Regions from separate parts of the Homo sapiens genome. Here region 1 is linked to region 2. The links are chromatin contacts, found by Hi-C or POLR2A ChIA-PET in ENCODE. All regions are on one chromosome and are shown on one strand. The core of a region is the stretch at or near the end of the contact, and the rest is flanking DNA. Distances in the headings are between cores, read along the strand shown. Region 1 holds the start of KIAA0319. Region 2 holds the start of DCDC2 (doublecortin domain containing 2).

Region 1 (6,662 bases), core at 902-3,401, 290 kb before region 2:
TCAGTTTTACCCACCCTCAAAATAAGTTATCTTTTATTGTACAAATGTCCCAACCAAAAGCATAAGCAAGAGCAGACAAAGTTAATTATACTAAGGATACATCATTTTATCCTTACTACCTCTTGCAGTGTCTGGCATATAGTAGGAGCTCAATGGATGTCCACTGAATGCTGAAAAGAAGTGAAAGGTAGTAGCCTCACATCTGTGTCCTAAAGAAGGAGACTAACATTTTCATACAATACCAAAATAGATATATTCATTAAAAATGAAAATAGATATTCATTACAGTGTCTCTGAGTTAAAAAGATGGTATAGTTAAACATTCTGGGCTAAGCCTGTGTGTGTGTGTATGTGCTAAAAATATGTTTCTTTAAAGGCTAATCAGCCAAGGATCGTTGGGGACAAAATCAGATTCATTGGCTTGATGCATTGAAAGAGTACCTGTGGAATGCCATGTGAGCACAGAAAGGAGGAAGTGTCTTTTGTAAAGATTTGGCTTCCTATTAAAGGATTCCAGGGAGAGTCTTGGAATCAGAGCTGGGATCCAGTTGGTTGCTGTTTCTGAGGCAGATTGAGAGAAAGGGGGATTAATGAGGGATTGGGTGCTGTCAGGAGGTGAAGGGAGTTTAGCAATTGGGTATCCCCAGTTATGGATGGGAATAGTAAAGCAAAGGTAGAAAGTAGTAGTCATTCAAAAATGGAACACAAGGAGTTGTGTTGTTTTGTACCTGCTGCGTGACTTCAGAGGAAACAACATTGCCTGTTAATTTTGCTTCTGACTTTGTCCTCTCAGCCTGATCATTGATCATTGGCAGTACTAACTTTTCCAAGTCCAAGCTGATTTTCACTCTTTGAGTCCTGGACAGGTTTTTACTCTTTAGTTTTTATTTATTTATTTATTTATTTATTTATTTATTTATTTATTTATTTATTTATTTTGAGACGGAGTCTTGCTCTGTCGCCCAGGCTGGAGTGCAGTGGCACGATCTCGGCTCACTGCAACCTCCGCCTCCTGGATTCAAGCGATTCTCCTGCCTCAGCCTCTCAAGTAGCTGGAACTACAGGCGCGGGCCACCACTCCCGGTTAATTTTTTGTATTTTTAGTAGAGACGGGGGTTTCACCGTGTTAGCCAGAATGGTCTCGATCTCCTGACCTCGTGATCCGCCCGCCTCGGCCTGCCAAAGTGCTAGGATTACAGGCGTGAGCCACCGCACCCAGCTGGTTTTTACTCTTTAAATGTGCATTATCTTATTTGATTCCCAGAATCATCCTATATGAATGCTATTATCTTCATTTTATAATTGAGGAAACAGGTTTATCTAGATTAGGTAACTTGTCTGAGGCTCTTCGGTAAATACGAGTAGCCAAGAAGCTTATTCATCAACAGTGTGTGACTCAGCCCTAAGCACTGCACTTATACCTCCTAGTAATGAGATGTGCGAGGAATGCCCTGGCTACCTTTTCTGCTCATGATATTATCCCTAGATGCTTTCGCATCTTTATTAAAACAGTAAAAATGCAAGAGTCTTCCACCCAAGTTTTCTGTGGTTTAGATTATCACGTTCCTCAAGATGCAAATGTCAAACTATACTGGGCATCCAGTTAACCTGCAAGGCCTGGAGGTGATGGGAGCCCCTCCTAGCACAGGTTCCCAGTCTCAGTCAGAAAGCACCTGCTCAAAATAGAAAGATAATTACAGAGTAGGGGCCAAAGAGACTCCCACTGGAAGAATGGAACTTGTGTAGCTGGGGTGACACAAGCTGGGGACAAGCTGGGGGACACATTCGCGAAGGGTGTTTGACCCAGGCAGTGCACCCACGGCTCCCTTGAGCCACCCTGGCCCGGGTGTTTATTTGGAAGGAGTGTTCATCCCCCAGACTGTTTAGGGCCACGGTGACAGGGAAGGGCTTGGTGAAGGAAAGCAGGTAGGGTATGAAGGCCGCTCAGGTTCACGAAAGACTTTTGCTTGGTCCCCTGCGGGGTGGGAGTGTGTCGCCCCGGTGCGGGTACTTAGAGCGCAACCGGGGAGCTGAGCAGGGGAGCTGAGCAGGGGAGCTGGGCAGGGGCGGCTGCCGCGCCCCACATCCCTGAGGGCGTGTGTGCGCGTGCGCGCGCGTCGCCGTGGTAACCGCGGCGGCGGAAAGGCGCTGAATCACTGGCGCGCGCTTTCCCCGAGCCTGCAGAAGCTGCCGCGGGCGGTGGGCGGGGATCCCCCGGGGGTGCAACCTTGCTCCACCTGTGCTGCCCTCGGCGGGCCTGGCTGGCCCCGCGCAGAGCGGCGGCGGCGCTCGCTGTCACTGCCGGAGGTGAGAGCGCAGCAGTAGCTTCAGCCTGTCTTGGGCTTGGTCCAGATTCGCTCCTCTGGGGCTACGTCCCGGGGAAGAGGAAGCGAGGATTTTGCTGGGGTGGGGCTGTACCTCTTAACAGCAGGTGCGCGCGCGAGGGTGTGAACGTGTGTGTGTGTGTGTGTGTGTGTGTGTGTGTGTGTGTGTGTGTGTGTAAGACCTGCGATGACGACGAGGAGGAACAAGTGGGACGGCGAGTGATGCTCAGGGCCAGCAGCAACGCATGGGGCGAGCTTCAGTGTCGCCAGCAGTGACCACAGGTACGGTATCTACTTCCCAGAGCGCCTGGCCGAGAAATAGGAAAGAGGGCAGCCAGTAGGCAGGCCAATACCCAACAAAAGTAGAATCGAGACGCCCTGAGTTCAGAAGGTGAGTTTCTTAAGATTCTTCTGGGCATTCAGGAAAGGGCATTTTTTGATTGCTGCACTGATTGTTGACTAGTAGGGTGGAGTCGGGGAAATTTGAGTGTCTTTTCCCAACCTCACGAATTGCATTTTTTTAGAAGTAAGGAATCGTTTTCTTTAAACTTCATTCAGAACTATTTATGTGATCTTTCCTATTATTTGCTAAATGCATTTTGTCTCTGTTCCTTACCATAACCTGAAGCTTAAAATCTTTCTCTTCTTCCCTTTGAATTCCCTCCAAGGAATGTCACAAATTAATCGGGAGGATAAACCTGAAATTTTGAGAGTTATCATCTTAAGGTCATTTGTTAATTAAATACAAGGAGGAAAAATATGATATACATACTCATGTGCACTTTTATTGCTGGTTTGTTCATCAAAACATTTTTGTTTGTCGGTGAAATGTTAGTATTTTTTCCACTGCTTGAATTGAAAAGTTGAATGATGTTTTTGATAGTAACAGAAAAAATAAATTGTAGACAATGTTCCCCCCCACACACAAGAATTTTGGAAGTAAATGTTGGTATTTATTTCTTTATTCCTGAAATACATGCTCACTTTCCAAATGCTTCAATTTATTATAAGAAGACCACAATTGTAGAGACTACTAAAGTTATGCCAAATCTAAACTTTTATTTTGTGCTTTTTTTAGTATTATTTTTAATTCAGATGAGGAAAACTGGAGGTGTCAGTTCAGTTATAGACGTAGGAGTCACAGAGAAAGGTGAATTCCTCTGTAATTTGAAAAAGGGAAATGTAAACATATTACCTAAGTACTCTGATTTATTTGTATTAACCATTTGTAATGCATTTGCATTTGTAATGCAAAATGCCGAGGCAAGAACTTAATTTTTGTTTCGAAATAATGAAAATAATTCAGCCAAAATCTTTATGAATTAAAAATAGCCAAAAGAGAGCTTTGGTAATGTATGAATGTAAAAGAATAGAGTTGCTGTTAAATTTTCTTGACTTTTTTTTTTTCCCTAGCCAATAGATAGGAAGCATTCTCTTTAAATAAATACAGTAAGTCCTCACTTAACATTCTTGATACGTTCTTGGAAACTGTGAACCTTTAAGCACAACGAGGTATAAGGAAACCAATTTTACCACAGGCTAATTGATATAAACAAGAGTTAAGTTCCTACAGCATATTTCTGGTCATAAAAAAATCACCAAACTTCTAAATAAAGACCACAACACTTCTAATATTAAACATAGAAATAAATGGGATCTATACATACAGTTAAGAAGGATTAGTAAAAACAAGATCATTATTTACCCAATTATTACAGTTCAAGGTCATGGGTAGCCAGAGTCTCCCTGGTTCAGAGTGGGAACCCCCCCCTCTCCCCTGTCCAGGAAGCTATCCCATCACAGGGTGCACTTTCACAGACACACCCACTCACTCAGACGGGGACCATGTAGACATATGCACAGCTTTGGGATGTGAAGGAAACCGAAGCCCAGAGAAAACCCACGCAGACATGAGGAGAATGAGCAGACTCCACATAGACAGTGGCCCTGGCCAGGAATTTTTTTGTCACCAACGTTGAATGAAACTATGTTATTGAGGCACTGCTGTATGTAGAGCCAGGTATGCCCGTTTCTGGAACGGAGTGCTGCAGATTGCCAGGTCAGAGGGTGTGGGTTTGGGCGTGGCTCTGCCACTTAGTGGCTGTCTCACATTTGGCAAATTCTCTAAACCCTCTAAGGCTCAGTTTCCTCACCTGTAAAATAGAGATAACAATGGGACCTACTTAACGAAATTCCTGTAAGAATTAAATACAATAATATGTTTAAGAGATCTTTGCTCATTGCCTGGCATGTTTTAATAGTAACGCTTCAATAAGTGTTGTTATTTTTGAGATGTGTTCTTTTTCAGGAAATATTTTTCATACCTTAAAAATAATTTGGTACTAAAAAATAGATTTATTTTGACATGTCCAAAGCTTGTTCTGATTTATGATATCAAATCATCATAAAATGCATAAATTTTTCCTTGCAGCACCTTTATAACAGCAACAATAATAAATATAATAATCAAAATCATAAAATCATGTCAATTTAATATTCTGGTAGCTTAATACCCCCAAGGAAGGAGCTTTGCTTTAGTAGGCCTAGAATAATTGGTAGGTTATTTTTCTATTTGTTTTTAAAATTTTTTTTATAGATTTAGAGTGTACAAGTGCAGTTTTGTTATGTGGATATATTGTGTAGTGTCAAAGTCTGGGCTTTTAGTGTACCCATTACCCGAATAGTGTAGGTTATTTTTCTATTTGTCTTTAAAAATCTGTACCTTTAGACACTATTCATGTGAATTCAATAATAAGAAAATATTTTCTCATTTATTTGTATTAAACAATAAAAATGGTTGAGCCAGAGTAACATCTGGCATCATCATTTTGCAGGGTCTTTTAACAGTAGGTGTTTAAGTTTTAAAGTAGAGCTGCTTAAATGACACCAGTAGGTAAAGATAATAGTGTTCAAGTTTTAGTTATTTTTCCTTCTAAATAATATTGTAGAATTATCCTGCCTGCCAACTTGCTGGTCATTCTTTTCCTTAAGTTCAAAAAAGCAAAGGAGGCTGGGAACGCGGTGGCTCATGCCTATAATCCCAGCACTTTGGGAGTCCGAAATGGACGGATCACCTGAGGTCAGGAGTTCGAGACCAGCCTGGCCAACATGGTGAAACCCCATCTCTACTAAAAATACAAAAATTAGCCAGGCATAGTGGTGGGCGCCTGTAATCCCAGCTGAGGCAGGCGAATCACTTGAACTCCGGGAGGCGGAGGTTGCGGTGAGCCCAGATTGCCTCACTGCACTCCAGCCTGGGCCACAGAGCAAGACTCTAATTCAAAAAAAAAAAAAATGCAGCAAAGGATTATAGTAAGCATCTATTTAATTTAAGCAATGTAGCTTGAATAAGAGGATAATTCAGGCCTAAAAATGAATTTTCAAAGTTGGGGTCATTCCATGCTATTAAGCATCAGAATATAAGCATGGAGGGTAAATTAACTCCAGCGTTGCCACCCATAACACCCATACATTTTAAGCATTACAGTTGATAGGATGTTTATTCATGTGATGATGGGGAAGTATGGGCTGTCCCTTCCCAGGATCACAATCCTGTTCTGTTATTCTAAGATTGTGATTATGTCAGCATACCTTACCATCTTTTGTTTTCATCATTAAGATGAAGTACATGATGTGTAGCTGCACTGTCTTGTAATCATTGTAACAGAGTTACCTTCAAAATTTTTTCAAAATAACCCTTTAAAATGTCTTTCTTTTCTTTTCTTCTTTCTTTCTTTCTCTCTCTCCTTCCTTCCTTCCCTTTCTTTCTTTTCTTTTTTTCTTTCTCTTTCTTTCCTTCCTTCCTTTCCTTCTTTCTCTTTCTTTCTCTCTTTCTTTCTTTCCCTTACTTCCCTCCCTCCCTCCCTCCTTCCCTCCCCTTCCCCTCCCTACTCCTTCCTTCCTTCTTTCCCTTCCCTTCCCTTCCTTTCTTCTTTCTCTCTCTCCTTCCTCCCCTCCCCTCCCCTCCCCTTCCTTTCTCTCCCCTCCCCTCCCCTTCTCTTTCTGACACGGTCTTGCTCTGTCACCCAGGCTGAAGTACAGTGCCACGATCTTGGCTCACTGCAGCCTCTGCCTCCTCCCACCTCAGCCTCCTGAGTAACTGAGACTACAGGCGCATACCACCAAGCCCAACTAATTGTTATAGTTTTTATAGAGACAAGATCTTGCCATGTTGCCCCGACTGGTTTTGAACTCCTGGGCGCAAGTGACCTGCTCACCTCCGCCTCCCAAAGTGCTGGGATTACAGTCATCAGCCACCATACAAGGCCTAAGATGTCTCATTTTCAAGAAAACTGTTTTTACCATCTCTCTCAGTATATTTGTATTGCTTAAGAGGCT
Region 2 (7,004 bases), core at 3,905-6,404:
TGGTGGTATTATTTTTAATGCACAGCAACACTTCTTTAAGAATCTTCTTTGGCCATCTCTCTCATTCTCAATGCCTTTCATATACTTAGGAAGAAGCTAAAATACAAAAACTCTCCCCTCCTTTCCTATGTGTGTTCTCAAACATTCCCTTGCATCCATCTGAAGCTCCTCATTCCTTAGCATTCCGCTCCTCATTCTACCTCAGCTCTTCGTGATCAGGGTTTATCTAACCTTTCTGGCTTCTTAAAGCCTTCTCACTTTGCTCAGTGTTCGGACTTTGCACAAGAGAGAAGAGCTCCAAAACCAATTCAGCAAGCATCTGGAGCAGGGAGAGAGATTGCAAATATCTGACTGTTTTTGTTGTTCCTCTGCCACAGTTAAATGTGTTCTGTGAAGAAGAGAAATGTATATGTTCTAGCTTTGAGCAAATGAGTAGATGAGGGTCCATTTGTGGAGACAGGAAACATAGGAAAAGTGATTTTGAGGAAAACTTGAGATCCCGTGAACGTTTCGAGTCTAGGCTGCCTTTTAGATGGTCTAGAGAAGCTGTCAGGAGAATTGTGTGCCTGGAACTGCCTTGTTCTGGCGTGTGAGGCAACTGTTAAATTCTCAGGAATTGTAAACATGGGCATTGTTAAAAAGTAATTTTATAAATATACGATTAAATAAAAAATAATTGTATAAATATACAATTAAATAAAAAATAATTGTATAAATATACAATTAAATAAAAAAATTGTATAAATATACAATTAAATAAAAAATAATTGTATAAATATACAATTAAATAAAAAATAATTGTATAAATATACAATTAAATAAAAAATAATTGTATAAACATACAATTAAATAAAAAATAATTGTATCAACATACAATTAAATAAAAAATAATTGTATCAACATACAATTAAATAAAAAATAATTGTATAAACATACAATTAAATAAAAAATAATTGTATAAATATACAATTAAATAAAAATTGTATAAATATGCAATTAAATAAAAAATAATTGTATAAATATACAATTAAATAAATTACATTGAAAACAAAGATAATAAATACTCAAAACTCATCTCCATCTACATTTTACTACTATCTGTGCTCTTAAAGTTACACAAGTCTGCTGTGCCTGCATGGTGGAAATACCATACAATGACTTGCTACTGCACATTTCATGGCTTCAGTGATGTTAGACTGGCATCTGGAAATTGGCCATATTTGGAGTAAACTACAGAGATTGGCAAATGCTATGAATTAAGGCCTTCTCTTCCCTCCTAAAAGCCAGCAGTTAAACACTTATCACCACATCATATCCAAGAGACATCTGGATAAATGAATCTAAGCTCAGGAGACACATCCGGGTTGGAGATACCGCAGTGGGAGGCATAGACTTGATGCGGGCAGCTTCATGGGCTGGCGTCAGGGTCCCCACATCAAGAAGGACCCCATGATTGGTTTAATGCTCTGCTGTTGCTAACATAAAATTCTTAATTTTTGAATAAGAGGCCACATTTTCATTTTACACTGGGCTAATATAGATGATAGGGAATTTTAGGTTGTTTGGGGAGGGGGCTACTTAATTGATTGCCTTCCATTTCCACATAACAAGTATTCTGTCTTACTCACCTATGTGGTAGCACATTTTCACAGGTATTTTCCCCATCCATCCCTCAACCTGTGCATTCTCCACAAGCAGCTCACAAAATTTCCCTTGTCTATTTCCTCCCTGTATTGTTCTCTTTGGCCTTCTTTTGAAATTTGTTAACTTTTTTTTTTTTTAACTTTCATTTTAGGTTCAGGGGTACATGTGCAGATTTGTTATATAGGTAACTCGTGTCACGGAGGTTTGTTGTACAGATTATTTCATCACCCAGGTACTAAGCCTGATACTCAACAGTTATTTTTTCTGCTCCTCTCCCTCCTCCCACGCTCCACCCTCAAGTAGGCCCCAGTATCTGTTGTTCCCTTCTTTGTGTCCGTGAGTTCTCCTCATTTAACTCCTACTTATATGTGAGAACATGCGGGTATTTGGTTTTTTGTTCCTGCGTTTGAAAACTGTTAACTTTCAAAGCATTAATGTATTACATGGCTTTAATAAAAATATTTCTTCAGAACAGAAATCTCGAAGGAAAAAAAAAGTTTCTCTCCAGATTGCAATGTCCCACACATTCATCTTTCACAGTGATATGACTGGTTATGGAGCTTGTGGAATAAGACAGAACTGGGTTTGAACTCTCTCTCTCTCTTTCGTTTTCTAATCCTTAGAATGGGTTTGAATTCCTGTGTGTGTGACCTGAGGTAAATGTCTTTGATTTCTCTACCCTTCAGTTTCCTCATCTGAGGAAAGAATAATATTTACCTCTGAAGGTTATTGTGAATATTAGATAATCTACATAAAGTGCCTTACATAATGCCTGGTCCATGGTTATAGTGTTCAATTAATGGCAGTTCTTTTTATTCGTACATGATGAGTTAGGAACACCCAGTAATTTGGACATGACACATGGTAGAAAAGTCTTAGGAGGAATGAAGGAAACACTGGCAGAGATGAGCTGCAAAATTTCAACTCTTTAAACATTTTCCTGGTGCCACAATATGTATGTCCCAGACTGGACTGGACAAAGCGACTCTTTACTGGGGCTGTTACTATTCTCACAACTCCTCTCCCTGTTATTCCTCAGACAGAGCTAACAATCTACACAAATAGCACAGATGTGGGCTCTTGGACAGCCAGTCAGACATTTAGCCTTCTTGCGGCAGTGAAAAAATCCTTTCCCTGGCGTAAAGCTTGGCACAGGGTAGGCACTCAAAATTTTGTAGGTTTTCCTTTTCACCGCCGTGGCCCCAACTAGCACAGGGCCTTGCACACAGCAGGCGTCCATTTACTGAATGAGCGCATGATGAATGAGCGCATGATCATGTCACCTGTTTCTCCCTCTTCCTCCAAACCCCTGTTCTTCCGCCTCTGCCCCACGCAGCCAGCATATCCCAAGGAGCCAGGCGCAAGCCAGGCCTGGTTCACTGACTCGCTCCCCGCGCGAGGCTGCGGTTGCTATGGAAACAGCGGGAAATAACAACTCCGTTCCCCTTGGGTGAGAGAGGCCCGCAGAGGTAACAGCAGCTGGAGGAACAGCGTGAGCGGCGCGCAGCCGCCGCAGAGTTCACCACTGTGCCACCCGAGCCGCACCGCCCCGCCCCCGCGCGGCCGGCGCCCGAGCTCCCCTCCCCTCTCCAGCACGCGAGTGTCGGTAGGTACTACGGCGGAGGGCACCTCCTGGGCCCGCCTCCCCAACCAGGGCCCCGCTTGCGCGCTGCCTGCTGTCTTCACGTGATGCGCACCCGAGCTTCGCCGCCAGGCGGCGCTGATCATCGGGGAGGGGGTTAGGGGTCCTAGACACGCGAGTCTTCGCTCTGTTTCTCATTCATTCATTCATTCACTTAAATGTTATTTTTCCCTTCCTTCCTTCCCTCCCTCCTTCCGGGATGGGGTCTTGCTGTGCTGCTCAGGTTGGTCTCAAACTCCCGGGCTCAAGTGAGCCTCCTGCCTCAGTTTCCCAAAGTGCTGGGGTTACAGGCATGAGTCACGGTACCCGGATTCTCTCTTTCTCTCTCTGAATATATATAATATATATAAAATATATATATAAAAATATATAATATATATAAAATATATAAAAAATATATATAAAATATATATAATATATAAAATATATATAATATATTATATATAAAATATATATTATATAGTATATATAAATATATATACTATATAGTATATATAAATATATATAATATATAATATATAAAATATATATAATATATAATATATAAAATATATATAATATATAATATACATAAAATATATATAATATATAATATATATAAAAATATAAAATATATAATATATATAAAAAATATAAAATATATAATATATATAAAATATAAAATATATATTATATATAATATATAAAATATATAAAATATATAAAATATATAATATATAAAATATATATAATATATAAAATATATAAAATATATATAAAATATATAAAATATATAAAATATATAATATATATAAAATATATAATATATATAATATATAATATATAAAATATATAATATATAAAAATATATGATATATAATATATATGATATATAAAATATATAATATATATAAAATATAAAATATAAAATATATAATATATAAAATATATAATATATAATATATAATGTATAAAATATATAATATATAATATATAATATATAATATATAAAATATATAATATATAATATATATAATATATAATATATTATATATATAAATATATATAATACATATATATTATATATATTATATATAATATATAAATATATATATAAATATAATATATATATTTATATATAATATATAAAATATATATTTTATATATTATATATAAAAATATATAATATATAAATAAATAAATAAAATATATATAAAATAAAATATATAAAATATATATATAAAAAAAATATATATTTTATTTTCTAAGACAGGGTCTTGCTGTGTCGCCCAGGCTGGAGTGCAGTGGCAAAATCATAGGTTACTGCAGCCTCGACCTCCTGGGCTCAAACAATCCTCCCGCCTCAGCCTCCGAGATAGCTGGGTCCACAGGCGAATACCCTGCCCACCTACTTTTTTTTTTTTTTTTTTTTTTTAATTGTAGAGACCGGGTCAGGCTGGTCTCAAACTCCTTGCCTCAGGGGATCACAGGCGCGTTATAGAGACGGGGGCTTTCCCTGTGTTTCCCAGGCTGGTCTAGAACTCCTGGTCTTAGGCAGCCCTCCCGCCTGGGCCCCTCAAAGTACTGGAATTTGCAGGCGTAAGCCACCGCATCTGGCTTTGCACATTTATCTTCCAGCAAAGAAAAACCTGGGCAACTACATCCAGGAACTTAATTGCTTTAATTTGGGAGCAAGCAGGAGATTGAGGGGTAAAGGTGCAAGAAGAGAGAAAAGAAAAATTAGGCTGTTTGGAAAGGGTAGCACAGATATGATGTAAGAAATTGGGTTTCACCATATTTGTGTGTGTGTGTGTGTGTGCGTCCTCCTCTCTCCTGCCCTCACTAGGCGTGCCTGTTTGAAGGCCCCGCGCGTTTCCGGCTCCTGCTCAGAAGCTGTCCACCTTGATTCTGCCCGTAGCAGGTGAACCTGGTGTGGTGCGCGCACTGCGGGTCCTGATTGGCTGTGCACGCCACGGTGAAAAACTTGAGCGTCTACTCCGAGTCCTGCAAGCTCCTAGTGTCTCCTCTGGGTGGACGCCTAGGCGCACGGCCGTTACTTCTCTTTCACCTGTGGATTCGTCAGTTTCTCGTTCGTTTCAGGAGGCGATCCCGCGCCCTGGGTGCGGTGAGGCCGCTGGGACAGCGGAGGTGCCTCCCGACGCGAAGCAGCGAGCTGAGGCGGCGGCCAGCGGGGAAGATGAGCGGCAGCAGCGCCAGGTCCAGCCACCTGTCTCAGCCCGTCGTGAAGAGCGTGCTTGTGTACCGCAACGGGGACCCCTTCTACGCGGGGCGCCGCGTCGTCATCCATGAGAAGAAGGTGTCCAGCTTCGAAGTCTTCCTGAAGGAGGTGACCGGCGGCGTTCAGGCACCCTTTGGGGCCGTCAGGAACATCTACACCCCGCGGACTGGCCACCGAATCCGGAAGCTAGACCAGATCCAGAGCGGGGGCAATTACGTGGCTGGAGGCCAGGAAGCCTTCAAGAAACTCAAGTGAGTCGGTCTCCCCCACCGCCCACCCATTTAGGTGCCCTATAGTGTGGGGTTGATATGAAGAAATGCAGATCCCTACCCCCCCACACCTCAGTGGTTGAGGGGCTGTGACTTCTCGGTGTGATTGATGCCCCTCAAAACTCTCGTTGCAGTTGGGGGGTAGAGGTTGACACTGTGACTGGAGAAGGAATTTCACTTGGGTCAGCAGTAGGAGTAAACTTAAAATCTGTGTATAAACAACAGGAATCTTAAAGAAAATAAAAAGGTATCCTTGCAAAGGTTAGTGACCAAACTGATACTTTTGCGTTTTCTGTTCAGTTTTTTCTTTCCTTTTCCTTATTTTTTTTCCTTGGAAATCCATCCTTTTAATTTAAATAAACATTCTTAAAAATCACTTCCAAGTGTTGGACACTATATTGTCACCAGAGGAGAAAATTGCTCTGCATTTCCCGTACTGTTTAAATTATTTCAACCTTTCATTCCAAGTAGAATTGACAACACTCACTTTTGTGACCCTGCTCCCACCCCCTGCATGTTTATGCTGTTAGCATAATGCAGGAAGAGTTTACTGGCTGACTGTATTTGTCGACTGTCTGTCTCCAGCAACGTGATTAGACCTTCAAGGGCAGGGGTCCTTATTCCCAGCTCTTGAGCTCACTCATAGTGAGTGTTCAGTGAATTAAGAAACCGTCAGTTCAGGGAACAAAGATGAGCAAGGCATGATTCCTTGTCTTTAGGAGCTTTCAGTCTAACTGGACTACCTGCACACTAACAATTTTAATGCAAGCTACAAAGGGATATGTGCATAGAAAAATAAAGTTATGTGGGAATTGTGAGTTGAGAGTTGGTTGGGGTGGTCATTATAGGACAGGTAGAATTTTACATTCCATTTTTTTTTTACAGCTTTATTGAGATAGATTTCTCATGGCATGAAGTCCAACCATTTCATTGGCTTTCAGTGTATTCAGAGTTGTGCAACCATCACCACCAACTAATTGTAGTTCATTTCCACCCCTCCCGCCAAAACATTTGTACCTCCCAGTTTCCTCTGTCCCCTGTCATCTGGAAACCACTAATCTATTTTCTGAATCTATGGATTTGTCTATTCTGGACATATCATATAAATGGAATCATACGGTATATGGTCTTTATGTCTGGCTTATTTCACTTACTGTAACATTTTCAAGGTTCATCCATGTTGTATCATACATCAATACTTCATTCTTTTTATTGTTGAATAACATTCCAT

Evidence for each region. Hi-C counts contacts between places; a loop is a spot of excess contacts on that map. ChIA-PET counts read pairs that join two places held with the same protein, here RNA polymerase II (POLR2A). Pooled maps may share reads with other maps.
Region 1: a loop to region 2 is called in a pooled map, with 2.2 times the contacts of the local background. The contact joins the promoter of KIAA0319 here to the promoter of DCDC2 in region 2. A Hi-C loop is called at or near these places in 1 of 50 pooled maps. POLR2A ChIA-PET finds 5 or more read pairs at or near these places in 2 of 52 experiments (WTC11 and activated naive CD4-positive, alpha-beta T cell).

What each region holds. Positions count from the first base shown.
Region 1 is chr6:24,641,680-24,648,341 of GRCh38, reverse strand. KIAA0319 reads left to right here and starts at 2,151. Exons shown (of 21, transcript NM_014809.4): 1 at 2,151-2,606. RefSeq lists a silencer at 2,097-2,306.
Region 2 is chr6:24,356,209-24,363,212 of GRCh38, reverse strand. It overlaps DCDC2 (doublecortin domain containing 2), which reads left to right and starts at 5,154. Exons shown (of 10, transcript NM_016356.5): 1 at 5,154-5,755. The coding sequence starts at 5,463. It overlaps KAAG1 (kidney associated DCDC2 antisense RNA 1), which reads right to left and starts at 6,310. Exons shown (of 1, transcript NR_174942.1): 1 at 4,928-6,310. RefSeq lists enhancers at 2,918-3,007, 2,841-3,429 and a silencer at 3,148-3,297.